Linked DNA regions of Homo sapiens: region 2 is linked to region 1. A link is an interaction called in ENCODE POLR2A ChIA-PET data of the cell type or tissue named here. Cell type or tissue: PC-9. All regions are shown on one strand. Links, peaks and the distances in the headings refer to the core of each region. The heading gives the core; the rest is flanking DNA. Region 1 has its middle 57 kb from the start of ZNF217. Region 2 holds the start of LOC124904933 (a long non-coding RNA gene).

Evidence for each region. ChIA-PET counts read pairs that join two places held together with the same protein. Peaks named below come from ENCODE experiments on the same cell type or tissue, not always from the same donor. Only the 100,000 strongest peaks of a DNase experiment are listed, where the experiment ranks them.
Region 2: POLR2A ChIA-PET joins it to region 1 with 7 read pairs; 15 of 35 experiments call an interaction of 5 or more read pairs at or near these places.

What each region holds. Positions count from the first base shown.
Region 1 is chr20:53,643,182-53,658,359 of GRCh38, forward strand. No RefSeq gene overlaps it. Among named protein-coding and RNA genes, the nearest start is that of ZNF217, 57 kb to the left of the region's middle. RefSeq lists enhancers at 98-147, 188-237, 10,021-10,070, 11,843-11,962. In PC-9, for the core only: no CTCF peak of the experiment used is centred there; no DNase peak of the experiment used is centred there.
Region 2 is chr20:53,726,979-53,742,156 of GRCh38, forward strand. It overlaps LOC124904933 (a long non-coding RNA gene), which reads left to right and starts at 9,785. Exons shown (of 2, transcript XR_007067660.1): 1 at 9,785-11,880; 2 at 13,426-14,822. RefSeq lists enhancers at 1,574-2,074, 2,475-2,524, 2,805-2,904, 8,604-9,509, 9,510-10,413 and 1 more and silencers at 7,138-7,338, 13,592-13,886. In PC-9, for the core only: no CTCF peak of the experiment used is centred there; no DNase peak of the experiment used is centred there; H3K27ac peaks cover 1,235 bases.

The DNA.
Region 1 (15,178 bases), core at 4,103-8,102:
CTTCTTATGTAATTTGTTTTGCATTTCTGGAATGAGGAACTTTTCTGCTCATATTGTTGTTAAAATCTAGACAACACGCCCGTGTGATAGATCACCCTGAGCCTTGGAAGGAAATGATTCACCACAATACTGTAACTGAAAGTCGTCTAACACCAGGGCTGGAAGGCAGGCTATGAACCGCTGCATTACCTGCGTGCAGCAGCAATGGGAGGCAGCCAGAGGTTCCCTCGGCCTGCCTAGCTCACTTCAGCTTTGTTCCTGTTCTGTTTCCTCCGTCCGAGTAGCAGGATGCTGGAAATTCATCCTCCATTTTTAAGTTTTAAAAGAAACCCAAAAATTGTGATTTTTTTTTTTTTTTTGACACCGAGTTTTGCTCTTGTCACCCAGGCTGAAGTGCAATGGCACGATCTTGGCTCACTGCAACTTCTGCCTCCCAGGTTCAAGGGATTCTCCTGCCTTAGCCTCCTGAGTAGCTGGGATTCCAGGTGCCCAGCATATGCCCAGCTAATTTTTGTATTTTTAGTAGACTCAGTGTTTCACCATCTTGGTCAGGCTGGTCTTGAACTCCTGACCTCAGGTGATCTGCCCATCTCAGCCTCCCAAAATGTTGGGATTACAGGGGTGAGCCACTGCACCCAGCTGGGATTTTTAATAAGCCACATCTGCCCAAATGGGCCTTTCCAGGCTACTGTCTTATAATTTTGCACTTAAATTTGTATTTAAACCACACATTAATGCACTGTATGGAAAAAGTGAACACCAAACATACCTATTACTAATAAAAAGATTTCAAACAATAAAGCCAAAAGAGCAGAGAAACTAAAAATAAAAAATATGTATTTTATTTTCCTCTGCATGTTTTTGGTGAAGGCAGATCATAGATTACGCCCATGTCAGAAACAATGCAATTTTATAATTCTTATGAAAAATGGGCCAGGCGCAATGGCTCATACCTGTAATCCCAGCACCTTTGAGAGGCCTAAGTGGGTGGATCACCTGAGGTAGGGAGTTGGAGACCAGCCTGACCAACATGGAGAAACCCCGTCTCTACTAAAAATACAAAATTAGCTGGGCATGGTGGTGCATGCCCGTAATCCCAGCTACTAGGGAGGCCGAGGCAGGAGAATTGCTTGAACCCAGGAGGCAGAGGTTGCAGTGAGCCGAGATCGCTGGTTGTGGTGGTGTGCACCTGTAGTCCCAACTAGTCTGGAGGCTGTGGTGGAAGAATCTCTTGAGCCTGGGAGGTTGACGCTGCAGTGAGCCAAGATTGTCACCGAACTCCAGCCTGGGCAACAAAGCAAGACCTTGTCTCCAGAAAAACAAAAACAACAACAAAAAAAACTAATTAATATTTCAGTAAAATTTAGGTATAAATTTGGCAAGAATATAGTTCTTCACTTTTTTTCACTATGCTGCTCTTTTCTAAAATCAATTGATGAAATTTAAAAATTCGAGTGAATGTGTGTATGAAAACTGAATTAATCTGATATTTTCTTATATAAATTTGATTTCCATGATTACAGCTGAAATTGAGTTTAAGCTAACACAAATATTCAGGTGGTTTCCCTCCCTCCCTCTGTCCCTCCCTCTTTCTCTTTCTTTCTCCCTTTCTTTCTTTCTTCTTTCTTTCGACAGGATCTCTCTCTGTCGCCCAGGCTGGGTGTGGTGGCGGGTGCCTGTAATCCCAGCTGCTGGGGAGGCTGAGGCATGAGAATCACTTGAGCCTGGGAGGCAGAGGTTGCAGTGAGCCGACATCAGGCCACAGCACTCCAGCCTGGGCAACAGAATGAGACTATGTCTCAAAAGAATAAATAAAATGAAATGAAATGATGATAATAATAATAATAATAGTGCTAGTCTTAAGAGTGGGCTGTGCGGCTGGGCGCAGTGTAACCCCAGCATTTTGGGAGGCTGAGATGGGTAGATCACCTGAGGCCAAGAATTCAAGACCAGCCTGGCCAACATGATGAAACCCGTCTCTACTAAAAATACAAAAATTATCCAGGCATGGTGGCGCGCACCTGTAATCCCAGCTACTTAGAGACTGAGGCAGGAGAATCACTTGAACCCAGGAGGCAAAGGTTGCTGTGAGCCAAAGATCATGCCACTGCACTTCAGCCTGGGCGACAGAGCAAGACTCTGTCTCAAAAAAAAAAAGAGTGGGCTGTGACAGATGGATGACAATCCATTGAAAGCAGGTCTCAGCCATCTAGGTCAATCTGGGCAGCTGCTTATTTCTGTAAATAAAGTTTTATTGGAACACAGTTGAGCCTACTCATTTACATATTGGCAATGGCCTCTGTTCTACTTCCGGTTAAGACAAAGCCTCTAGCGCTCAAAGCCTAAAACAGGTATTAGCTGATGCTTTGCAGAATGTTTACTGACCCCTAATCTAAAGTATTTAGTACAGTTACTCGCATCTGGAAGATACCTGCTATTTATATGTTAAGTAAACTCAAAGGCAAAGATCAGCTTCTGTTTATCATTCTTCCTTTCCCTGGGTTCAGCAAAGGCCTTGCACATGTAGTGTGTGCTTTGTGAAATATGAAGTTAACATAATTCATGACAATAAAATATAATTGTCATGATATAGCATTCAGAGAAAGTTGATAAGTAATAAAACTTTGGGCACAGTTTCAATTTAAAATAATCCCAATCTACTTTTTCAGTATTCCGTAATTTCAGTTAGAGTGCAAATAATTATGTAATATTGGAATGCCATTCAACTGGCTTGTATTTATGTGAAGAGAAGTTGGTCAATGTGAAAGGAAACCAACATTACCATCTTTTTTTTTTGAAGCTGTAATGATCATAAAATGTAAATGCATTCTGCAAACTTCAAATAATGTGTTTTAATGGCCTAAACCCCTGGTAAAGTTAGCTTTTAGAGCAGACACAAAATAAAATTGGGTCCTGAATACTGGTTGGTGCATCATGGGGTAGAGGCAGAGGAAGAAAGAGGGGAGAGGCCAGGCGCAGTGGCTCACGCCTATAATCCCAGCACTTTGGGAGGCTGAGGCAGGCAGATCACTTGAGGTCAGGAGTTTCGAGGCCAGCCTGGCCAAAATGGTGAAACCCTGTCTCTACAGGAAAAAAAAAAATTTAGCTGGGCATGATGGCAAGTGCCTGTAATCCCAGATACGCGGGAGACTGAGGCAGGAGAATCGCTTGAACCTGGGAGGCAGAGGTTGCAGTGAGCTGAGATGGGACCACCGCACTCCAGCCTGGGTGACAGAGCGAGACGCCATCTCAAAAAAAAAATAAAAGAAAAAAAAAGAAGAAAGAGGGCAGAAAAAGAATGGAGCGAGATATCATTAGCTCACCACTCCAGCTGAAAATCAGTTCAAAGTAGAGCTCTGTGCCATACCAGTCCCCAGCGTGGGCACTTCTAATTACAGTCAATGAGCATTTTGTTTGTAAGGGAGAATTTTTTTTTTTTTTTTTAATAGGGACAGGGTCTCACTCTCTCGCCCAGGCTGGAGTGCAGCAGCATGATCATAGCTCTGCAGCCTTGAACTCCTGGGCTCAGTTGATCCTCCTGCCTTAGATTCCTGAGTAGCTGGGACTACTGGGACTACAGGTGCAGGTGTGAGCCACCACTCCTGGCCTTGGGGAGAATGTTAACTTCTAAGTAGAACTTAACCAGAGGCAACACTCAAGAATTCCCAAGAGCAGCAGGCATAGTGGCTCCCCCATGCCAGCATTTTGGGAGGCTGAGGCCAAGGATCCCTTCAGCCCAGGAGTTCCAGATGAGCCTGGGCAACGTAAGGAGACCTCATCTCTCTCTCTCTCTCTCTCTCTCTCCCTCTCTTTTTTTTTTTTTTTTTTTTTTGAGACAGGGTCTCACTCTGTTGCCCAGGTTTGGAGTACAGTGGCACGGTCTCGGCTCACTGCAGCCTCAACCTCTTGGGTTCATTGCCTCAGCCTCCCGAGTAGCTGGGATTACAGGTGTGCACCACCATGACCAGCTAATTTTTGTATTTTTAGTAGAGACAGGCTTTCACCAGCTTGGCCAAGCTGGTCTGGAACTCCTGACCTCAAGTGACCCGTCTGCCTTGGTCTCCCAAAGTGCTGGGATTACAGGTATGAGCCACTGCGCCTGGCCATGGATTTATTATTATTATTTTTTACTTTTTTATACAAAGACAGTAACCCCAAGAGGACAGAAACCTGCTCACAGCTGTATTTGGCACCTAATATGACATCTCGGAGGTATTCGAGGCTAATTTGTTGAAAAGTATGAAAGCAGGTTCTGTTTTTTTGGCTCTGTTGCCCAGGCTGGAGTGCAGTGGCGTAATCTTGGCTCACTGGAACCTCTGTCTCCCAGGCTCAAGTGATCCTCCCACTTCAACCACCCCAGTAGCTGGGACTATAGGCATGTGCCACCACAACTGGCTAATTTTTTATTTTTTGGTAGAGATGGGGGTCTTGCTGTGTAGTCCAAGCTGGTCTCAAATTCCTGGGTTCAAGTGATCCGCCCATCTCAGCCACCCAGAGTGCTGGGATTATAGTTATGAGCAACCGTGCCCTGTTAGCGGGTTATGTTCTAACCCCTGACAATGAACATTTTCCCTGCTCTCCTGGAGTGTATGTTTTAGTCAAGAAAGGCTGAAAGCGATCAAGAGAGCAAACAAGTTCATTATTAATAATCGTGATAATTGCTCTGAAGGAAACGGGGCCTAAGGTCAGAAAACCAGAATCATAATTTTTGTTCTTGACCCAGGGCCAGGCACAATATTTCGACGATGCCAAAAACTCAGTGATTTACATAAATTATACATATATATACGATTTTTTTCTTTTTCTTCTGTCACCCAGGCTGGAGTTGCAGTGGTGCGATCATAGCTCACTGCAGCCTAGAACTCCAGGGCTCAAGTGATCCTCCCACTTCAGCCTCCTGAGTAGCTAAGACCACAGGGGTGCACCACCACACCTGGCTAATTATTAATTAATTAATTATTTCAATGTTTTATTTAAAAAATTATTTATATAGAGATGGGGTCTCACTGTGTTGCCCAGACTGGTCTCAACCTCCAGGGTTGAAGCCATCCTCCCACCTCAGCCTCCCAAAGCGCTGATATTACAAGCATAAGCCACTGCACTGGGCCTATATAAATAATACTTTAGGCTGGGCACAGTGGCTCACGCCTGTAAGCCCAGCACTTTGGGAGGCCGAGGCGGGCGGATCACCTGAGGTCGGGAGTTTGAGACCAGCCTGACCAACATGAGGAAACCCCATTTCTGCTAAAAATACAAAATTAGCCGGGCATGGTGGTGCATGCCTGTAATCCCAGCTACTCGGGAGGCTGAGGCAGAAGAATCACTTGAACCCAGGAGGCAGAGGTTGCGGTGAGCTGAGATCGTGCCATTGCACTCCAGCCTGGGCAACAAGACCAAAACTCCATGTCAAAAAAAAAAAAAAAATTAGCTGGGCATGGTGGCATGCCCCTGTAGTCCCAGCTACTCGGGAGACTGAGGCAGGAAAATCGCTTGAACCTGGGAGGCGAAGGTTGTGGTGAGCCGAGATTGAGCCACTGCATTCCAGCCTGGGCAACACAGCAAGACTCTGACTCAAAAAAAAATAATAGGCCAGGCATGGTGGCTCACACCTGTAGTCCCCGCATTTTGGGAGGCCGAGGTGGGCGGATCTCTTGAGGTCAGGAGTTTGAGACCACCCTGGCCCTCATAGTGAAACCCCGTTTCTACTAAAAATGGAAAAATTAGCCAGGCGTGGTGGTACACGCTTGTAGTCCCAGCTACTCAAGAGGCGGAGGCAGGAGAATTGCTTGAACCTGGGAGGCAGAGGTTGCAGTGAGCCAAGATCACTTCACTGCACTCCAGCCTGGGTGACACAGCAAGACTTCATCTCAAAAAGAAAAATAAAAAAAATCAAAATAGGCCGGGCAACATGGCTCACGCCTGTAATCCCAACACTTTGAGAGGCTGAGGCGGGCAGATCACAAGGTCAGGAGTTCGAGACCAGCCTAACCAACATGGTGAAACTCCGGATCTACTAAAAATACAAAAAAAAATGACAGGCATGGTGGTGCGTGCCTGTAATCCCAGCTACTCAAGAGGCTGAGGCAGGAGAATCACTTGAACCCAGGAGATGGAGGTTGCAGTGAGCCGAGATTGCATCACTGCACTCCAGCCTGGGCAATAGAGTGAGACTGTGTCTCAAAAAAAAAAAAAAATCAAAATAAATGCAAACAGCCCATGATGAACAAAATATCAAACTTTTATATAATGACAGAACTGATATTAGGGTAAGGATGGCAAGGTGAGCCCTGCAATAGTTTCTCTGCTCCCGTTGCTTAATCTGCAAAATGGGATAAAATGGGATTGTATCTACCTTTTTTTGTTTTTGAGACGGAGTCTCCCTCTGTTGCCCAGGTTGGAGTGCAGTGGCAAGATCTTGGCTCACTGCAACCTCCGCCTACCGGGTTCAAGCGATTCTCCTGCCTTAGCCTCCTGAGTAGCTGGAATTACAGGCGCCTGTCACCACGCCCGGCTAATATTTTTGTATTTTTAGTAGAGACAGGGTTTCACAATGTTGGTCAGGCTTGTCTCGAACTCCTGACCTCAGATAATCCACCCGCCTGGGCCTTCCAAGGTGTGGGATTACAGGCATGAGCCACCGTGCCTGGCCTAGTATCTGCCTGTTTTTGTTTTTGTTTTTTTTTTTCTTTTTGAGACAGAGTCTTGCTCTGTCGCCCAGGCTGGAGAGCAGTGGCGTGATCTTGGCTCACTGCAACCTCAGCCTCCCAGGTTCAAGCAATTCTCCGGCCTCAGCCTCCCGAATAGCTGGGACTCCAGGCACGTGCCACCATGCCTGGCTAATTTTTTGTGTTTTTAGTAGAGACCGTGTTTCATCATGTTAGCCAGGATGGTTTCAATCTCCTGACCTCGTGATCTGCCTGCCTTGGCCTCCCAGAGTGCTGGGATTACAGGCATGAGCCACTGCGCCCAGCTTAGTATCTGCCTTTTAAGGCTTTATGAGGATTTGTCCAGAACTTCACACAGGAAGAGCTCAATACATGCTTATTACTCTTTTATTATTTTCATCAATATTATTAATCCTACGGTTGTGTACCACAGAACAAATATTTAAGCAATAACATCAAAATTTCAGAAAACTAAATGGGCTAGTTACTGTATTTTGTCGAACCTAAAACGTCACCATTTGTGAGATTTTCCATTATTTTATTTACTTATTTATTTATTCTGTAGAGTTGGGGTCTCTGTCACTATATTGGCCAGGCTGGTCTCGAGCTCCTGGGCTCAAGCGATCCTCCTATCTTGACCCTTCAAAGTGCTGGGATTACAGGCATAAACCACTGCATCTGGGCATGTTCCATTATTTTACGGACTATTAAATAAATGTTTTCAAATAATAGCAAGATGCCATTGACTGCAAAATACATATTGATTTTAGTTATATTAAAATGTAAAAACTAAAGTGCACTTTAGAATTGATAAAATATAATATTTGGGCCGGGTGCAGTGGCTCATGCCTGTAATCCCAGCACTTTGGGAGGCCAAGGTGGGCGGATCACTTGAGGTCAGGAGTTGGAGACGAGCCTGGCCAACACCCCGTCTCTACTAAAAATACAAAAATCAGCTGGACATGGCGGCTGAGCGCTTGTAATCCCAGCTAATTGGGAGGCTGAGGCAGAAGAATAGCTTCAACCCGGGAGGCGGAGGTTGCAGTCAGCTGAGATCCCACCAGGGCACTCCAGCATGGGCGACACAGTGAGACTCCGTCTCAAAAAAAAAAAAAAGAATATTCTGAGAATAAGTCTACATATTGGGTGCAGCATGCACTGGGGTGACGGGTGCACTAAAATCACAGAAGTCACCACTAAAGAGTTTATGTAACCCCAAAACCACCTGTACCCCAAAAGTTATTGAAATAAAAGTTTAAAAAATTAAGCTATTATAGGCCGGGCACGATGGCTCATGCCTGTAATCCCAGCACTTTGGGAGGCCAACGCGGGCAGATCACCTGAGGTCGGGAGTTTGAGACCAGCCTGACCAACATGGAGAAACCCCATCTCCACTAAAAAAATACAAAATTAGCCGGGGGTGGTGGCACATGCGTATAATCCCGGCTACTCCGGAGGCTGAGGCAGGAGAATCACGTGAACACGGGAGGCGGAGGTTGCGGTGAGCCAAGATCGCACCATTGCACTCCAGCCTGGGCAATAAGAGCAAAACTCCATTGCAAAAGAAAAAATTTTTTTAAAAAAATTAAGCTATTATCATTACATATGTTTATTATACTCTTTGCACATAAAAGTTTATACATTTTCGGCCGGGCGCGGTGGCTCACACCTGTAATCCCAGCACTTTGGGAGGCCGAGGTGGGCGGATCACAAGGTCAAGAGATCAAGACCATCCTGGCCAACATGATGAAACCCCGTCTCTATTAAAAGTACAAAAATTAGCTGGGCATAGTGGCACACGCCTGTAATCCCAGCTACTAGGGAGGCTGAGGCAGGAGAATCGCTTGAACCCGCGAGGCAGAGGTTGCAGTGAGCCGGGATTGTGCCACTGCACTCCAGCCTGGCGACAGGGCGGGACTCCATCTCAAAAAAAAAAAAAAAAAAGTTTATACATTTTCTAACTTTTATTGTACATTTCATTTTATCAACATAAAATTAACCTTTGGTTACTAAAAAAAATATATTGATAGATGGCAAGCATGCTTCCAAACGGATTGGACTTGTTGTAGTCAATTGATGTTTATGATTTAAAAAAAAAAAAGAAAACAAAACCTGTTCATTTAAACAATCATTATTATTTCCAGGTATTTTATGAGGAAGGGGCTTACACAGACATTTCTGTAACTAATAAATTATTTTTCTGCTTCTTTAGAGTTAATTATTCACAGTTACTTTGCGTAGTTACATGAGTTAGCTCTTCCCAACATTAGTAGTATTTGTTTTGTTTTGTTTTGTTTTTGGAAAATTTTCATCTAAATCACCGTGGGATATAATCACCATTCCACATGTTGCTTTGTTCAGTTGTACAGTACCTACCTTAGCCTCTGTAAAATTTGGTAAATATCACTGCTTTCTGGTTAAGTTCTGTGGAAGAAGGCAGAAAAAAAAATTACACCTCCCATGTCCCTTGTTGAATTAAGAGTACACAGACTTCTCTTTCCCCTTTTTTAAAATAAGTATCGTGGCAGTTGAAAACAGGTGCTAATTCAGTTCATTCACGATATGAGAAAGATCAATGTACATTTGAAACTCTCTTCAGAGCAGAAAATTGTTAAGAGTTGCGCAAAACAGAAAGCAGGTCCTTTTCTAAATATAGCAACGTCATATGACCCCACTGGTCTTTGTACTCAGAGAATTAAGGTATTAGACACATTGCTCCACGGATGCAGCATATAATTACTCTGGGGAAGAGGGACTATGACCAACGAGCACAGATATTAATATAAATATTGGGCTTGTGTCTGTCCTTTTTGATCTAAGGAAATAGACTTTTGAATGTTGCTGGGACATCCCCACATGACAGCTTGTCAACTGTGTAAACTTTCCCACTGCACACAGAAAACAGTTCTTCCATCTCTTTGGTTTTATTTTTATACCCCTTTTCACAGCAGTCAATGTTTAAACACTTTTCAAACAGTAGACTTTTTTTTGTCTATTTCCTTCTTTAACTGTGAGGTCTCAAACTGATGCTAATTCAGTTTTGTTGGTTATCATGATCATTTATGATACTAGATAGTTCTCAATTTAGGTCCCCTGTAATTAATCTCTGTGAACGTGGTGTTTTGTTTGTTTTGTTTGGTAACAACTCTTTACAGGGTAATTTGGACATGTATCCTTAAAGCTTTTAGTGCTTTTTAATTTTTTTAGTCTTTATTTTTAAAGACCATTTCAAGTTTACTGTGTATCTGGGAGAAATTAAAGATTAAATTGGGAGTGCAATGTTCAAGAGCTATCACTGCATTTAAATGTGTTTATCTGCAAGCTAAAATTCTTAACACCACCATTCTATTTTGCAGGAGGTAAGTCTTTCCAGCCAAGCAAGGGTTTGCAAAGCCGAGGTTAGTCAGTAAGGGCCGATACATATTAAAATTGAGAAAAGGCCTGTCCAAGCTTGGGGAAAAGCAGCTGTTCTCACACTGCTATCAGCATTTATCAAGGGGGAAATTTTTGTGTTAGCCCTCTGGGCCCACGGGAGGGAAGGAGTAGAAGGAAGTAACTATGATAGTTGCATATTTGAAGGAAGCAGAGGCCTCAGCTGGTTGCTAAAAAATCAATTTAAAAAATAAATGATGGAGCTCAGGCATACGGCAAGTTGTGGACTGAGAATTTGGTTTCAGGATTAGGGTGTTTCTACTTGGAAATTTACCATCCAGTTCCCTGGACCTGTCTTGGGGCATTTTTGTTGTTGTTGTTGTTGTTGTTTTGTTTTGATTTTTTTTGAGACAGGGTCTCACTGTCTCCCAGGCTGGAGTGCAGTGGCGCGATCTTGGCTCACTGCAACCTCTACCTCCCTGGTTCAAGTGATTCTCGTACCTCAGCCGCCCAAGTAGCTGGGATTACAAGTATGGGCCAGCACATCCGGCTAACGTTTGTATTTTTAGTAGAGATGGGGTTTCACCATGTTGGCCAGATTGGTCTCAAACTCCTGACCTCAGGTGATCAGCCTGCCTCCACCTCCTAAACTGCTGGGATTATAGGCGTGAGCCACCGCCCCGACTTTGGATTGAGGATACTCATTGATTAGTTTCAGATGTCCCTTATGAAATCAATTTCTTCATAAACCTTTTACTCCATATTGTCTTTTACAAAAAAGAGTACATTTCTGTACTATTATATACTTAAAATTATTTGTTAAACTATGTATTTTTGACAAATAAATCCAAAGACTCCAAATTTTAAAAAATAACCCCTCTTTTCAAAACAGCCTTCCCAAAGTTAAATTAAAAGTTGAGTTGGGGCTGGGCACAATGGCTCGCGCCTGTAATCCTAGCACTTTGGGAGGCCAAGGACAGCGGATCACGAGGTCAGGAGTTCAAGACCAGCCTGGCCAATATGGTGAAACCCCGTCTCTACTAAAAATACAAAAATTAGCTGGGCATGGCGGCGTGTGCCTGTAGTCCCAGCTACTTGGGAGGCTGAGGCAGAAGAATCACTTGAACCTGGGAGGCGGAGGTTGCAGTGAGCCAAGATCGTGCCACTGCACCACTCTAGCCTGGGCAACCAGAGTGAAACTCCATCTCAAAAAAAAAAAAAAAAAGTTGAGTTGGTCTCTATGACCTTTGCTTGTCTTTAAAAACAAAAAAATTAAACAAACTGCTTTTCTGGAATGTCCCTTGCAAAACGATAAATTATAACTTTATCAACTTCCCTAGAGGCCTTCAAAACAAAAGGAAAAAGTTAAATTAAGTTCAATCACTCTATTAGTTCATTCTAAAAGGTAACATTCCCCGAAATATATTTTTGTTCAGAGTACAACATTTAGAGAGCCGCGGGGTGGGATGAGGTGGTTCAGGCCTGTAATCCCAGCACTTTGGGAGGCTGAGGCCAGCGGATCACCTAAGGTCAGGAGTTCGAGACCAGCCTGGCCAACATGAAGAAACCCTGTCCCTACTAAAAATACAAAAATTAGCCGGGTGTGGTAGCATGCACCTGTAATCCCAGCTACTTGGGAGGCTGAAGCAGGAAAATTGCTTGAACCCAGGAGGCAGAGGTTGCAGTGAGCCGAGATTGTGTCACTGCACTCCAGCCTGGGCGACCGAGGCTCCATCTCAAAATAACTAATTAAGTAATAAAAAAACCCTCAAAATAAATATATAAGTAATAAAGAACCGCGAACGCAGCTTTCCTTTTTGAATGCTGAGTGAGGATCCCTGGCCAGAGGGAAACTTGGGCAGATACCAGTCACGATTCACCAGGAGCGCTCCGGATTCAGGGTTTTACTTCCTTAATTACAGAACCGAAACTGGCTAAGTGTTGACTGATCAAGAGTTAAGAGTTTCGAAGTTAAGGAAGCAGTAAACTCATTTCCAAGAGTTGTCTTCCCAAACTACTCCTTCTCCTAATACGTGTAGGATTTTCCTAGTCTAAGACAGAGGTCTCTCTCTCTCTGTCTCTTGCTCTCTTTCTTTCCCTTTAATAACCCCAAGTATTTGATAGTTCATTAATATGAAAGAGAGTTTTGTAGTTTCCTTAATAAAATGTTGAGCACCTCCAGAAGGGAGAGAATTTCCCCCAATAACATTATCTATGGACATTTTCTGCCTTTTTGTGAAACCTCCCTGAAGCTTAGCCCTGCCTTCATTTCTGATTAATCACTTGGGCTCACAAGATAATTCAGGAATCACACTCCACCAGCAGTGAACTATCTTTAGGAGATGAATTGATTAAAACTCACTGTTTGATGACTTGGGTTTGATACGGTTCAGCATTTTTCGAATACAATTAGAGATATTTAAATCTTTCCAATAAAAGGAGAAGGTGGATTTTTTAAAAATCCACCATATGTCTCTAAATCATTTTCATTTTATCTAAAGAATGGGGAATTTAACATCTCCAGAAATATCTGGCTTCCTTTTTTTTTTTTTTTTAATGTAGTCAGTAGGTCAAAAAAAAAAAAACCCACATGTAATAGGAAGTGAACATATTATACACGTTTTAAAAATTTGTTCATATATATATCATTTAAACCTGAGTCCTCTAAACTTTGTTCCTATAGAATTTTCACTGTATATTTTCACACATATATATTTTTATATGTTTATCCATACGTAAATACTTACACACAGTGAGGTTATTGAGAAAGTAGTCTTGGAATCCAGATACTAAAACCACAACACTTTAGAATTGGAAACCATACAATTTTGTTTATTCCAGCTCTATCATTATAGAAAGGGATACTTGGGCTGAGAGAAGTTATTTAGCTTGCTTGAAGATCTTTGTATTCTGGTCTTGAATTTGCCACATAATAAATATTGCACTTAACCTTGAGGGTTTCTGTCTCCTCATCTGTAAAATAGGTCCACTGGAAGACGATTTTTAATTTAGTTGAATGTATCTGATTTTGCAAACACGGGGGTTTTGGAGCATGCAAAAGAGGATGATGTTCAGGAGTCCAAATGACTAGTCAGCCCAACCTTTTTAGCCAATGGATTCATTTATTTTGGCCCTGGACAGGTATTAGCTGTCCTTTAAAAGATTGGCTTCTGGCAGTTTGGGTTTCCCCCACACGTTTGCTTCTGTGTATTTTTATCAGCCCTCGACTCAGAAGAATCCAATTAGAGTCAATTCCTTTAGTGCAAGTGGCAGCAAATACTAGACTATCCAGAATTGTCAGAATCTTGTTTCCTGCTTTACCCAGCCGTCTTGTCTCCATTTTACATAGTTTTCAGCTTTGCTGGAGGAATAGGCCTGCTGTACTTTTTGGAATTTCCTCAGCCACTCATCATTTCAGGCTGAACATTAATGATTTATCCAGCAAAGGTTATTAAAATTGACTATAGTCTCTGAAGAAAGGATAGTTTGTCAAACCCACATCTTAAGACTCATTGGATATATTTTGCATGAATTGTGATTAATGCAAGGTAATTTCAGAGGATGGCTTTTGCTAATTAATAAATCAATCACATTGACTCATCTTGGTAGACTGAACTTTAAAAGTTCATTACTGACTTGCTCAAAACCAGAATCCCACACATACATAGTTTAGTGGTTTAAGGCAATTCTTAAGAAAGCAAACAGATTGAGCAATACTTTAATTCAGAAACAAATTGCTTAATCTGTGTCCTCTAAAAATAACGTGCCTGAGAAAGAAAAACTATAAAATACAGGCAATACACTAACATATTCCTGCTTCTTGATTGATTTCACATATACAACAAAGCTCACATCATTATAAAAGATTTGGAAAGGTCATATGGAAACATCACACTACCAATAGAAGGATTTCTGAAGTAGTTGAAAGCACCAACTTTACCTAAAACAACAAAACAAAACAAAAAATGTAACCAAGTTGTTATAAATTGTCCGCTCTAAAGTTCTAGAGATCTTATGGAATAAATGCAGGCTATTATTATTATTATTTTTTGCTTCTGCCCAAAGCGAAGTTTAGTTATTTAAAAAGCCACTGGAATTGTGCTTTCAAGAAAGCAAAAATGGCTTGTGTTTTTCATATTACTTTGAAAGGGACAGACATGCCCTTCAACAGAAAGCAATAAGCTGCCATTCAAAGAATGGAGTTTCCCTGCAGCTAATGGCAGTGGGATCTGAATCAGATAATACACATATGTAGAATCTTTAGGACCAAACCACAAAAAAAAAAAAAAAAAAAAAATCAAAGCAAAGCAAAAAGCAAAACAAAACAAAACAAAAAAAGAAGAAGTGTAATTCAAGTCCTGTATAAATTAAACCTACAGTAATTTTCTCAAAGTGTATTTTCTGTTTTAGGTTACTAGAGTATTTTAAAACTTTCTCCATGAACAAATAGGAATGTCCATATACAAAAAAAAGTGGAACCTGGATTCCAGCCAGGAGGGGTCTGCAACCACGTAGAACAATTGGAGACTTAACAATCTGTAATATTCGTGTTATATTCTATAATATTCACTGAAATAGACCTCAATGACTTTGAGCTCAGGACTCCATGAATTTCTTCCACATGTGCTTCCTCTGGATGATGGGGGAGGCAGGGGAAAGGGAGAGCAAACAGCTGCTTGAGATGGGAGGGGGCAGAGAGGTGAGGAGGAGAGGAGCTTAGGAGGACTGAGATCCTCATTACCTACCCTCAATAGCTGTGGCACAATAATTCTTTTCTTTTGGAATGCAAATATGGTATTTATAGCCAATCAGGTCTTTTGAGTGGATTAACATTTAGTCCTTTTGATATGGGAAGAAAGAAGGGGGAAGGAGAAGGAAGAAAGAAGAAAAGAAATTTAAAAAAATTAAAAGTAGGGAGAAATAGATTAATCCTGACACTAATATAATGATCTGGATAGCTAAACTACATCGATGTTTCTGGGGTGCCAGGTATAGGCTAACACTTTCTTTTTATACTTATCCCCTAAATCTCCAATTAAGTAAACCTTACCCTAGCTGACACTCCCTCAGTTTCTTCAAATCTTTTAGTCATCTTTCTTGAGGGCATTTAATGTTTTTCCTACTTTAAATTCACGCTCTTG
Region 2 (15,178 bases), core at 4,202-8,201, 84 kb after region 1:
GTTACTACTCAAATCAGTCTCCCTGAAGGCTTGGAGCTTAGGGTTTTTCTGGACAATTTGATGGGCAGGGGGCTAGGGAATAACTGCTGCTGATTCGTTGGGGAAGCAATCATAGGGGTGTGCAGAACTTGCTGTTGGGTGGAGCCATAGGACCAGTTGAGCCATGAGTCACGAGTCCTCTTGGGTTCAATCTGAACAAAAATCTAAAAAAAAAAAAAAAAAAAAAAAACACTGGGTGCGGTGGCTTATGCCTGTAATCCCAACACTTTGGGAGGCTGAAGCAGGTGGATCAGTTGAGGTCAGGAGTTGGAGACCAGCCTGGCCAACATGATGAATCCTTGTCTCTACTAAAAACACAAAAATTAGCCAGGCGTGGTGGTGGGTGCCTGTAATCCCAGCTACTTGGGATGCTGAGGCACGAGAATTGCTTGACCCTGGGAGGCGGAGGTTGCAGTGAGTTGAGATTGCGCCATTGCACTCCAGCCTGGGGGACAGAGACTCTGTCTCACAAAACAAAACAAAACAAAACAAAACAAAACAAAACAAAACAAAACAAGTGCAGTTTTGTTGCATGGATATATTGCATAATGGTGAAGTCTGGACTTGTGGTGTAGCCATAACCTGAATAATGTACATTAAACTTATTAATTTTTTTAATAATTTTTTTTAGAGACAGGGTCTTGCCATGTTGCCCAGGCTGGTCTCCAACTCCTAGGATCAAGTGATCCTCCCACCTCAGCCTCCCAAGGTGCTGGAATTACAGGCGCGAGCACCATGCCTGAACACATTAAACTCATTAAATAATTTATCATCTCTCATCGCCCCCACTCCCCTCACCCATCTGAGCCCCCAGTCTATTATGCCACACTCTGTGTCCATATTTATTTATTTATTTAGAGGCAGAATCTAGTTATGTTGCCCAGGCTGGACTCAGACTCTTGGACTCAAGCCATCCTCCTGCCTCAGCCTCCTGAGTAGCTGGGACTACAGACGTGAGCCACCTCACGCAGCATAAGAAAACCCCAATTTTGTTTCAAGTGAGAAAATATTCAGACCCAAAGAATTAGGATTGGTCTAAGTATGAGGTGACAAGCATGGAGAAGAAAAGTCAACCTGTGAACAAGGGTAGAGCAGAGAAGGAGATCAGGTCTATACCACATGGTTCCTTCAGTCTTCTTGCCGTGTGAGGTAATGAAAGGTGTTTCTTGCTTAAGCTATTGTTAGTCGGATAAGCAGTGAATTCCTGCTGCAAGGATTCCTAACTGCAACATATGCAATGGAGTTATATTAGATAAGGAGAAAAAAAATAATAGGAGAAGACAGAGGGCAGATAGAAGAAAGTAATTAAAACCAGCAGTCAGGCATTTTGGAATTCAGACCTCATTATTTTCATTTTCCAGATGAGAAAACTAAGGTTCCAGAGAAATGAACATAACTTGTTCAACATCTTAAAACTAGTCACCAGCAGACCTGGAATTCAAACCCAGATCTATTGGATACCAAAGACTGGTTTGAACAACTATATGTAATGCTTTGTATTGGGGTGTGTGTGTGTGTGTGTGTGTATGTGTGTGTAAGGGAGAGAGTGAGAGCTAGAGAGAGAGAGAGAGGGAGAACTAATGGTCACTGTTTGCTATGTGTCTGGTTATGTGCTTTACACTTTTGGCATATTGCTTTTCATTCTTAAATACAGCTTCAAATTTAGTTGTCATCTTCCTCATAATTTTATAAGAAAACGGAAATTCAAAAAGTTGAGTGACTTTAATAATTGAATATTGCCCAAAAGAAAAAAGGAAATTCTCTATGCCACCTGAGGTAGATCTAAAGAATTTTTCCCATCTCTATGTGCAGTGTATCTTTGTAGACCCTCCCATGAAGAAGTGGGGTCACTTTTTTTTTTTTTTTGAGACAGTGTCTCGCTCTGTCACCCAGGTTGGAGTGCAGTGGCACGATCTCGGCTCACTGCAAGCTCTGCCTCCCAGGTTCATGCCATTCTCCTGCCTCAGCCTCCTGAGTAGCTGGGACTACAGGCACCCACCACCACGCCCAGCTAATTTTTTGTATTTTTAGTAGAGACGGGGTTTCTCCATGTTGGCCAGGCTGGTCTTGAACTCCCGACCTCAGGTGATCTGCCCGCCTCAGCCTCCCAAAGTGCTGGGATTACAGCCATGAGCCACTGCGCCCAGCCAGAGTCACTTTTTTACCCTTTGAATCTGGGCTGAGCCATGTGATTTGTTTTGGCCAATATGTCATTAGCAAATGTTGGGGGAAACAGAGGCTTCCAAAGTACTTGTAAGCAGTACTTTGCTCTTTGGGAATTTTTACTGTCAAAGTAAGCTCTGCCGGGCGTGGTGGCTCACGCCTGTAATCCCAGCACTTTGGGAGGCCGAGGTGGGTGGATCACTCGAGGTCAGGAGTTCAAGACCGGCCTGGCCAACATGGTGAAACCCCATCTCTACCAAAAATACAAAAATTAGCTGGGCATGGTGGCAGGTGCCTGTAATCCCAACTACTTGGGAGAATGAGGCAGGAGAATCCCTTGAGCCCAGGAAGCGGAGGTTGCAGTGAGCTGAGATTGCATCACTGCACTCCAGCATAAGTGACAAAGTGAGACCCTGTCTCAAAAAAAAAGTACTTGTACCTTGGGGTTTGCCTTCTTACTTCTCCTGGGAACCCTATAACTTCATGTGAAGGAGCTAGCCTGTTGGATGATGACGTCCAGACATGTGACCCAGTTGCTCTTGTTACCCAGGTGATGGCCCCCAACCTCCACACATAGACAGGAAGCCGTCTTAGGATCATCTAGCCACCAGCTGACCACAGACACCTGGGAATACCCAGCAGTGATCATATGAGCTGGCCCAGAAAGGAAGAACCTCTCAGCCCACCTATAAAGTCACGAGCTAAACAAATGGTTGTTTTTAGCCACTAAATGTTGGAGTGGTTTGTTATGTGGCATAACTAATGGATACACTGACTTTCACTATATCAGACAAATATTGCAAATAATTGAGTGAAATGGATAGATATTGAGAATGTTTAATGTAAAGGTTTAAGTTAAATCTATCTTTTATGCAAAATACATGCCCATGTTCTGTTCCCTTTTTCTTTTTCTTTTTTTTTTTTTTGAGATAGAGTCTCGGTCTGCCAGGCTGGAGTGCGGTGGTGCGATCTCGGCTCACTGCAACCTCTGCCTCCCGGGCTCAAGCGATTTTCCTGCCTCAGCCTCCCAAGTAGCTGGGACTACAGGCACATGCCACCATGCCCGGCTAATTTTTGTATTTTTAGTAGACACAGGGTTTCACCATGTTGGTCAGGCTGGTCTCGAACTCCTGACCTCGTGATCCACCCGCCTCAGCCTCCCAAAGTGCTGGGATTATAGGCGTGAGCCACCACACCCGGCCAAACATAACTCTTCTTATAGTTATAATGATTCCGTGAAATAGGTCCTACTACCTCCCTCTTTTTTGTTGTAGTTGATTTTTAATTTTTAAGAGATGAGGTCTCACCATGTTGCCCAGGCTGGACTTGAACTCCCAGGCTCAAGCAATCCTCCCACCTAAACCTCAGGTGATCTGCCTGCCTCGGCCTCCCAAAATGCTGGGATTGCAGGCGTGAGCTACCTCGCCCAGCCTGTTCCCTTTTTCATTAGTGATAAGATCCTTGGCCATTAAAAGTTGTCAGTGAAGAAATATAGTGTCCCAGTGACGAGGAGTATGAAAAATACATTCTATTTTCACATCTTAAATGTCATTAAGATGTTGAAAGTGTTAAATATCAAATTCAAACTCAACTAGGTTTGACCAGCTTGTCCCAGTTTGTCTGGGATTTTTACATTTTAGTACTGAAAGTCCTGTGTCCAAGGAAACCCCTCAGTCCAGGAAAAACTGGGACAGTTGCTCACTGCTATGTTTTGTTTTGTTTTGTTTAAATCAGCCTACATCATGCTTTGATCTGCTGCAGTTTGAACACATTCCCTTTAAAATTTATATGTAGGAGGCCGGGCGCAGTGGCTCATGCCTGTAATCCCAGCACTTTGGGAGGCCAAGGTGGGTGGATCATGAGGTCAGGAGTTTTAGACCAGCGTGGCCAAGATAGTGAAACCCCGTCTCTATTAAAAATACAAAAATTAGCCAGGCATGGTGGCAGGCGCCTTTAACCCCAGCTACTTGGGAGGCTGAGGCAGGAGAATCGCTTGAACCCAGGAGATGAATGTTGCAGTGAGCCGAGATCACGCCACTGCACTCTAGCCTGGGCGACAGAGCGAGACTCCATCTAAAAAAAAATATGTGTGTGTGTGTGTGTGTGTGTGCGCGTATATATGTATATATGTGTGTATATATGTATATATATGTATATATGTGTGTTCATATATGTGTGTGTGTGTATATATATATAATATGTAGGAACTTAATCCCTAAATGATAGTATTAAGAGCTGGGGCCCTTGGGAGGTGATTAGGCCGTGAGGACTCTGCCCTTGTGGATGGAATTAGTGCCCTTATAGAAGGGCTTGAGGAGGAGAGTTTTTCTCTCCTACTCTTCTGCCATGTGAGGACCCTGTGTTCATTCCATTTAGGGGACGCAACAGCAATGCTCCATTTTGGAAGCACAGGAAGTCCTTACTAGACAATCAGTCTGCTGGTGCCTTGATCTTGGACATCCCAGCCTCCAGAACTGTGAAAAATACATTTCAATTATTTATAAATTACCTGGTCTGTGGCATTTTATCGTAGAGCAGGAATGGACTGACAAAGGCACCTGAAGCTCAACTTTAGTGTTAGTTCCAGCAGGGAGGAATCTTGCAAATTCTTATTGATATATGACAATAGATATTTAGAAGCTAAGAAGCTGAGTATTTTCTCACACGTTTAGGTGTAAGTTACAAATTAGTCCTGCTTTTGATACACAGCTACTTCATGAGTTTGCCCTAACTGCTCCCAGATAAGTCATATTCCTTTGAGAAGTCCCAATTGGCAAAAGTTCTTTTTTTTAAATGCCTCTTGTAAAAATTATCAATTTTTTAAAAAATGCCTCTTGTAAAAACCATCGACACAATTTCTTTTTTTTTTTTTCAGACGGAGTTTCACGCTTGTCACCCAGACTGGAGTGTAGTGGTGTGATCTCGACTCACTGCAACCTCCCCCTTCCGGGTTCAAGCAATTCTCCTGCTTCAGCCTCCTGAGTAGCTGGGTTTACAGGCACCTGCCACCATGCCCAGCTAAGTTTTGTATTTTTAGTAGAGACGGGGTTTCACCATGTTGGCCAGGTTGGTCTTGAACTTTTGATCTAGGTGATCCACCCACCTTGCCCTCCCAAAGTGCTGGGATTACAGGTATGAGCCACCCCTCCTGGCCAAGATTCTTGAATGTGTGATTAGTATTTATGGAAACTGACCCTGTATATAATAATCTTCTGCCTTCCTTACCTGCAAGTCATGAATTATATTTATGAACTGAATGTAAGAAAAATCTATGTGTCATTTATTCATTCACTCATTCATTCATCTCTCTATCCAACAATATTATTAAGTGCCCAGTAGATGCTATGTACTGTGCTAAGAGATGAAGATAAATAAAATGGTGAGCAAAAATGGACACTGTTGACCGGGCTCCTTGGCTCACACCTATAATCCCAGCATTTTGGGAGGCCGAGGCAGGCGGATTGCCTGAGGTCAGGAGTTTGAGACCAGTCTGACCAACATGGAGAAACCCCGCCCTACTTGGTCATCAATCCTTGACATTCCTTGCAGCTAGTTCACTCCAATGTCTTCTTCTGTTGTCACATGGCTTTCTCCCTGTGGATCTGTGTCTTCTTATAAGGGCACCAGTCCCATTGGATTAGGAACCCATCCTATAGTATTGGTACACTCTACTGAAAATACAAAAGTTAGCCTCGCGTGGTGGCACATGCCTGTAATCCCAGCTACTTGGGAGGCTGAGGCAAGAGAATCGCTTGAACCTGGAAGGCGGAGGTTGCGGTGAGCCGAGATTGCGCCATTGCACTCCAGCCTGGGCAACAAGAGTGAAACTCCATCTCAAAAAAAAAAAAAAAATAGACACTGTTCTTGCCTTCCAGGAATTTTTAGTGTTGTGGAGTAGAAGACAGTCATCCAACAAGCAGATAAATGCAAAGCTACACCCATGACAAGACTAGCAAACAAGAAGTGGTGTTATAAAATTTTGTGGAATTAAAGGAATTTGACTTTGTTGGGGGGCAGAGTCATTTAAGAAAGGCGTCCCCTTCGGACAAGGGAGCCAAGATCTAGAGGTGAAATGAGAATAGAGGTTGGAGTGAGGAAGGGGAAAATATTCCAAGCAGGGGGAAATGTAAAACATTTGAGCAAAATCCTGTGGCAAGAGGCAACCTGGACCATTTGAAACAGGGCTGTGCGCATAGAATCAAAAAATAGGGCAAAGGGTGACAGAAGAGAAAGCCAGAGTGGGAGACATGGGCCTAGCTGAAGAGCATCTCAAAGCCTGTCATGAGTTGGAATGTGTCCCTCCAAAAAGATGAAGTAGAGCCCTATCTGCCAGTATTTCTGAGTAGGACCTTATTTGGAAACAGGGTCATTGCACATGTAATTAGTGAAGATGCGGTCATACCGTAGAGTGGGTTCCTAATCCAATGGGACTGGTGTTCTTATATGAAGACACAGATCACCAGGAGCGGTGGCTCACGCCTATAATCCCAGCACTTTGGGAGGCCGAGGCGGCAGATCACGAGGTCAGGAGATTGAGACCATCCTGGCTAACACGATGAAACCCCATTTCTACTAAAAATACAAAAAATTAGCCAGGCGTGGTGGCGGGCGCCTGTAATCCCATCTGCTCGGGAGGCTGAGGCAGGAGAATGGCGTGAACCTGGGAGGCGGAGCTTGCAGTGAGCCGACATCACGCCACTGCACTCCAGCCTGGGGGACAGATTGAGACTCCGCTTCAAAAAAAAAAAGAAGACACAGATCCACAGGGAGAAGGCCATGTAACAACAGAGGAATACATTAGAGTGAACCAGCTGCGAAGAATGTCAAGGATCGATTGCCAAGTAGGTCGAGGCAAGGAAAGAGTCTCCCCTCCAGAAGAAGGTGGCTCTCCCGACACCTTGATTCTGGACTTCTAGCCCCCAGAACTGTTAGGAAATAAATTTCTGTTGTTTTAAGTCACCCAGTTTGTTGTACTTGGCTATGACATCTGTAGGAAATTAACACAAAGGCCACAGTAGGATTTTGGTCTTTGTCCCAAGAGCAGCAAGGAAGCATGGCAAGAATTTAAACAAGGAAGGGAGAGCGGAGGATGTTGGTCTGGCTAAGGTGGGGATATGGAAGGGAAGGAAACAAGAGTGTGTGCAAGGCAGACCAGTTAAGAGGCTTGGGCGAGGGGGACTGCTTAGGAGGCTGCAGGGAGATGAGTTAGCAGTTGATGTGGTTGTCCGGGAGAGAGATGACAGAAGCTTGGAATAGGTGTTAAGGGTAAAGATGAAGCTGAATGAAAGGATTTTGGATCCCTATGGTGAGTGAGATACAGAGCCATGTCAACAATGACTTCAAGGCTTTGGGCTCACTCAACTGGATGGATGGGGGCGCCAATCACTGAGCAAGTGATCCTCAGGGAAGATCAGACTCCACTTAGCACAAGGTCTCTCAGCCAGCAGAATGAGTTTCAATGTTCTTAAAGCAAACACACCCCAAAGAAAATTTCCTTTTGAATTGTAATAAATACACTCTGCAATGCCTTCTGTTTTTACAGAATAATATTTCTGGGAGACCGGTACACATAAGCACTTGGAAGTTGATCTCTTTCTTATTAATAATTGCCTGATAATTCATTGTGTGGATATAAGATAATTTAACCAATCTATTTATGTATTTAGCTTGTTTCCAGATTTTAAATTATTTCATTGCAAGTTTTTAAAAATTTTCTAGCTTCATCCATTAAAAGAAATACTTTTACATTGTTAACTACTATATACACATACGACACACAAATACACACACACACAGCAAAAAGTTTCACAAAATAGTACTTATCCTACCTATATGTCATTCTATTCTATTCTATTCTAATTCCATTCCAACTAAAAGTAATAGCCATGACCCACTAAATTGATCTTACCACCTACTGACAGGTCACAACCTGCAGTTTGAAAAACACTTTCAATGCATATTTATTCAATGAAAAGGGACAAGTAGGCCAGGCGCAGTGGCTCATGCCTGTAATCCCAGCACTTTAGAAGGCCAAGGTGGGAGGATCACTTGAGGTCAGGAGTTTGAGACCAGCCTGGCTAACGTGGTGAAACGTCATCTCTACTAAAAATACAAAAATTAGCCGGGCGTGGTGGCAGGTACCTGTAATCCCAGTTACTCGGGAGGCAGAGGCAGGAGAATCACTTGAACCCGGGAGGTGGAGGTTGCAGTGAACTGAGATTGTGCCACTGCACTCCAGCCTGGGCAACAAGAGCAATACTTCGCCTCAAAAAAAAAAAAAAAAAAAAAAAAGGAAAAGTACTTATTTATACTCCAATACTGTTCTGAACATTTTGTAAGTAATAACTTAATAATCCTTACAATGACAGTGTGCCAGTGGGCTAAGAATTATTATCTCTCCGTTTTCCAGATGATGAAACTGAGACACAGAGAGGTAGACAAGTTACCCAAGGTCACATGCTAGTATGTCGGAGAGCTGTGCTTAAACCCCGGCGGTCTGGCTGCAGTTTATGCTCTTAATCATCAGCCTATGGTATTTCCTTTAGCCTTAGGAATTGATGTGAGACTAACCAGGTATTTAGCAATGCACAGCTCTAAATAGCCTCTCCAGTATTTCAAACCACGGCAGGGCAGGTTCCTTTACAAGATAGTCAAACAGGACATAAGTGTATTACTCTGCTATTTATATACCTCCATGGCTCTAGAAGGCAAACAAAGACTCCTGAAATTTAATAATCTCCTCCAGAAACTTAGCTTCAGCAACACACACACACATTCTCTCTCTCTGTGTCTCTCTCTCTCTCTCTCTCTGTCTCTCTCCAAAAGCCCCAAACCTTCAAGCTCCCAAATAATCAATGATGACCACTCTCAGTGCTGGACTGAACGATAATATTACAGTCACTTCTTATTCAGAGGTAGTGCTCAACTTCCCCATTATTTATTGATTTTCCCCCAAAGTTATCAAGTTCTAAAGCCTAATTATTGGTGTAATAGCTGAGATGTTAAGAGAATTGTAAGCCCCTTTAGCTAATGCATGGCATATGTTGAAGGGATTCAGCTAATTCACATATCTGTCTGCACTATTAATAGAGAAGGTTACATGCCAATTATCCAGGCTTCAATCAGCCTGTTTGGATACAATAGAGGCAGTGTTCACACACTTGATGTGCCACATTCCTTCCCGACATCAGAAGCAGCTGGTCCAGATAAAGACCGCTGGGGTTTTGATATTTAGGAATCACGTCCACGGAAGAGCTGGAGTTGAGACTTGATTGCTTCATGGACAAATTCCCTGCAGGTATCTTTAACCTGGACTCTTTTGAAAAATGCCTAGTAGGTTTGCAGTTCACTGGGCTTTACACTTTTCCTGCTCAGACTTGTTGGGTGGGTGGGTGGGTGGAGGTGCTGAGGAAGAGGAGAAAGACAAAGGAGCAAATAGCTCCAAGGACAAAGCAGGGAATAATAGGAACGGGCAAATGGATTCCAATAAAATAAAGAACCCGCACACATTCTTGTGCCCAGTTTTAGAACCAAACAGGCTAAGACATTTTCCTCCTAAGAGCTCAACTTCGTGTGTTGAAAAATAGGTGGATGGATAAATATCTCTGTATATTTCACCTGCATTCTTTTCTTTTTATTTTTTTCCCCTTTCATTTCTTTTTTTCCTCTGATTCAGAAGCTGGACTGGAAGTGTTGTAATATCATCAGAAAATGCTGCTTCCGGTGGTATTTTTAACCAGGAACAGAAGCTGAAGTGTCTGAAACCACCGGAGAAAGCCCCTGCTCTCCTGAGAGCTGTTCTCTAATTTTGCTGGCAGAGAGCATTGGATCAGTGATCAGAAAGTTAAAATGGCAGATGTTGGGGCTTCTAGGGGGAGGGGAGGCAGATACCTGATACTCTCCGGCATTTGTTTTTTTATCCTTCCCCTTACCTTCCTTTCTCGGATCACAATATCCTTCCCCTTACCTTCCTTTCTCAGATCACAAAACAGAGCTGGCGTCCACTTTTCTAAGGTCACACAGCCAAATGCTGGCACAACAGTAAACAAACAAACAAACAAAAAACAACCATCCCCAGGACCTGCCTCTCAGGCTGCATCCTGACCCTCCTGACATTTCTCAAATACAGCAGCAGACCTCAATACTTTTTACAAAAATCACCAAAAGCTAATCAACAACAGGCAGATAGCCCATGTCAGCCGTTGTTTCATGTGCTATTTCAGCTCCGTGTGTATTTTTTCACCCTCCCAGATGAAAATACAGTAATTAACTCCATACAGAGGGGGGATGGAGGGAGGAAACTCCCTTTTTTTTTTCCCTTCCCCTAGACTTGAAAAGAAATTCTGGCAGATAATTTGGCTGAACATGAAAAGGGAGAGGCTGCTTACAGCCGCCCAGATAAAGTGCTAGGTTGGTGAGGCTTTGCGGGCTAAGTTGGTTATTTCACGCCATGAAAAGCAGACATTTATCTGTTCCCATGGAGATGTGATTTCTACTAGTCAATCAGGCACTGGGGAGGTCAGACAATAGCCAGTGGTTCCCTTTTTCATCTCAAGAGACAGTCCATTCCTGTTCTATTGTAACATTTCACCTACATTTAAAGGAATCTAAATGATCTCTCCGAAATACCTGCAGACGCAGCCATTATATTTTCAAGTGATCAAAATTAGCAGACATTCCAGCTGCCTCAGAGGTAGACGGGGCGTGCCCCCCACCCCCCAGTTTCAGATCATAGGTTGTTCCAGCACCATCCTTATTTGGATAATTTTGGCTTCCACACTTGATCCTTCCCTCCTGAATAAAATAATAAGGTCATAAATTACATGTTAAAATTTGGGGAGTGGGCAGAGGACTTCAAACAGAACATCGCGGGAGCAAGAGAACGCTGCCCAGAAGAGAGCAAAGCCCAGAACTACTGCAAGTTTGATAAACTGTAAACTTTGTTCCCGGTCACAGGACTGGGAACCGCCTGAAAACTGCACATGCAGAAATGATTAGGGCTGTTATTTGATCTTCAGTGTTTGCTATCAATCCCAGAAAGCAGATCATGTCTATTTGCCAAATATGTTTATTTCAGTAGGTGAATTGCAGTGTAAGCACCTAGAAACTAGGATTCACATAAGGACTTTGAAAATGATCTCCGAAGTGTCTCTTTTTCCCGCATCATTTTCACACATGCCTAAGGCAGAAGAAAACGTAACGGGGGTGGGGGGCCTTCTTCGAGCTAATTGAGAAGCAAGAGGCTATTTCCATGGGATCCCATTTGAAAACGCTGTCTGAGAGGCTTTTCCAACTCTCAGAGCATATTTGAGACGCAGACTGTCAAATGTGACTTACACAGAAGGCCGTTCACAGGATGGCAGCGTAACAGAAAACAGCAGACAGGCAAGGCCATTAAGTAACTTCATGCTTGTTAATGGGAGTCACTCAAGTGCAGCTCAACTGCGCAAGGCAGGAAAGTAAACACAAATACGACTCCTGGTTTGCCACAAGCCCGGCCTCTGTAGTGAGAGAGCTGTGACTGCGTTTCCAGCTCCTTGAAGGCAGAGAGACTCCTGCCTTTCGGGGCGGGCGGGCTGGAACAAAGACACCAACGGGGCCACCTCGGAAAGTCTTTTTGAGCAGTTTCAGCAAATAGCATTTAAGGGAAGGGAAAAAAACTCCAATGTACTCAATAAGGTACAGTATAATATCCCATTATTGAGGAGCCAAAAAGCAGGGATTTACCGCAAACGTTTTTGGGAGCTCGATTTCTCTGGAAAGACAGGGCACGCATTTCTCATGTATCGTGGGCCAGTATTTGACCATTTCCTGTGACCATTTCTTTACATAATTTTCTCAGTTTAGTTTTTAAAAATTAAAATAGAAGTCATACCTAATCTCTTTAAAACGTTCAAACAGTATAAAATTAAGGTAAAGGAGTTGAAGTTCCTCATTCCTTTTGCTCACTCCCACGCAGCTCATGATCTCACCAGAGATAGCTAATAACTACTTTTTAACAGTGTGAAACATATTTTCCAGACGTTTTCCATAAAATGCACATATACAAATACACATGCTTTGTTTTAAATACACCACTGGTATCATATTTATAGACACTGTTATACAACTTGCTTTTTTCACTTTGAGTATCGATCATGGACAATTTCCAATGTAGGTATTTTTCTAGTGAGCTATAAATTTTGGGGAACCATGTCATACATGCTCCTGGGGAAAATTCAAATTATAGGGCTTGTGGGGAAGGGTGGGTCTCCCTCCTCCCCCGCAGACAATGACTATTAGCAGTTTGTAGTGTCTCATGCCAGAAATAGTCCACGCATAGATCAGCATATATGCATATCGAACGCTCACACCTTTCTTTGTCTTTACACAAGTATCTTTCAGCTTGCATTTTCCACTTAAATCTCTTGGACAGCACTCTGTGTTAGAAAAACTTGATGTTTTAAGTGGTGGCATAGTATTTCTTTAAATGGTATTCCTTAATGTATTTCACTTGCCCTTTTTCACAGACTTTTTGGTGGCTTTCAGTGTTTGCTTCTACAAACAGTGCTACAATAAGTAGTCTGGTGTGTACCCAGTGATTCTCTGCTCAAACACACTCACTCCTTTCTGAAAGCGACTCCTATTACACCACACCTGTCCTAAAGTTGCTGTAATCCAAAGAAAAATGGATCGAATTAACTTTTTTTTTAAAACGAGGGTTTTAAGCAGAACATTATTAACCCATTAAAAATCTGTGATAATAAACTCGTGCCCTTTCCTGTGGTTTTTAGTCTCTCCTTCAGCTTGAGAGTAAGAGATTCATGAAAATGAAAAGAAAAAGTCTATCCCATCCTCACCTCCTCATCCCCTATCAGCCATGTCAAGATCACTACATAGCATCCCATGCCTGCTTATTACAAATGCATACTTCACACTGAGTAATTCCTTTCCATCTACTCCTTTCATCTTGGGCTCAGAGAAAGATCGCAGCTCACGCTTACAACTTAGGTGCAGACTTCTGCTCTTTTTTTGTGTGCAGGAGTAAAGCCACTGGGGATTTAGAACAAAGTGTGTCCTTGGAAAGAAGTGGGTAGAATTTTGTGTGTGCAGTAGGTGGGGGAGGGAACCCCCTCCCGAGGGAGGAGTTCGATTTCATTATACAGTTGGAAACCCGGTGAAATCATGTATACGACTGGATCTTTTCGCTCAGCGAGTGAGGTCTTTTTGTTCTTTGTCTTGCAGTGTGTACAGCAAATTTCTGTTGTGCCTGGGAAGAAGGAAATTTGAGTTAAAGAGGAGGCCCGCTCCATATGCCTTGTCACAAGTACACTCACTGAAACATTAATTCACGAAGAGATTGCAACAAGACCAAAACGAAAGAGGAACAGGGCCTGACAATGTTCAGAGAAGGAAAACCGAAGAAGTAACCATCCCCAAGTTAAAAATGACGTGGGGATGAAAAAATAGGTTGCCTGTTGTATTTGTCATTGAAATGCACAATCTTGTTTACTGTTTATCTTGAGACTCTGGGAGCTCTCCTGCTGCTTAGGAAAAAAGAGGCAAAGGTTTAGGAAGAAATGCTAGTCATAAGAAAGAGAGGCATTAGAAACCCTAGAGAGAATGGGAGGTGTAAATAGTATGTGGGCATTTGGCAATCACCACAAAGAAATGGGAGACAAAGGCAAGTGTCTGATGCCAGAAATCCTAAAAACTTGAGTGGAAAACCCAGACACAATAAAAATGTCCAAAAGAAAAAAAAGGCAAAATCCCATGAGATCTTTTTTTTTCTCTGTGATGTTACCTAATGGAGAAAATAAAGGTGGGTTTTGCCACAGTGATCATGGTGCCGTATCCTAAAGGAAGTAGCTTCATGATAAGCCTTCAGAGGCTCTCTCCAGGCCAGCCCCAGCCTTAGGACAAAATGGGACAATCTTGGGGGACAATTTCTTTCTCCAAAAAGGGGATGAGATTGGGCAGAAGAAACACTTGCAGGGCAGAGTTATTATCTCTCTCCCCGAAGAGTTTAATCAATTGTGGTCATTTACAGATCTCTGTCGTTGTCCTTTTCTCTCTCCCTCTTTCTTTTTCTTTCTTTCTTTCTTTCTTTCTTTCTTTCTTTCTTTCTTTCTTTCTTTTTCTTTCTTCTTTCTTTCTTTTTCTTTCTCTCTCTTTCTTTTTTTCTTTTCTTCTTTCTTTCTGATGACTTTGCCTTGAAAGGAATTGCTTAGGAAAGAGGGAAAAGGCATTTTTAGTCAAAAGCTAAGCTAAGATCAAATTAAATCGGGCAATGGAAACCTCCTCTGGAGGCTGTGCAGTAGAGTGTGACACCTCCTAATTTCATGACTTGGGCAGATTGCTTCATTTTCCTACTGTAAAAAAAAGGAAAACGATAATAACAGGTAATGTTTATTGAACTCCTACATGGAATAAGTATTTTATACACAGATCCATTTCACCCTCTGAATCTAATGAGGTAGTATAATTATTATCTCCGTTTTATAGATGAGTGGAGGCTCAGATCACCCAGCTAGAAAATGGAGATAGAATATAATTCTAGATCAGGGGTTAGCAATGACCGCCTGAGGGCCAAATTCTGCTCAGTATGTGTTTTTGTAAATAAAGTTTTATTGGAACCTAGACTTATTTGCTTATATATGGCCTGTGGCTGTTTTTCAGCTGTAATAGCAGACACTGTATGACCCATGAAACCCAAAAATTTACTCTTTACAAAAACCTTTACAGATTTTTGATCTAGATTATCCTAGCCCGTGCTCTTAATCTCACATATGTCCTGCTCCAAAAATACCTTTTTTTTTTTTTTTTTTGAGGTGATGTCTCCCTCTGTAGCCCAGGCCGGAGTGCAGTGGTGTGATCTTAGCTCACTGCATCTCCACCTCCCAGGTTCAAGCCATTCTTGTGCCTCAGCCTCCCAAGTAGCTGGGACTACAGGCCTGTACCACCACGCCCGGCTAATTTTTGTCTTTTTGGTAGAGAT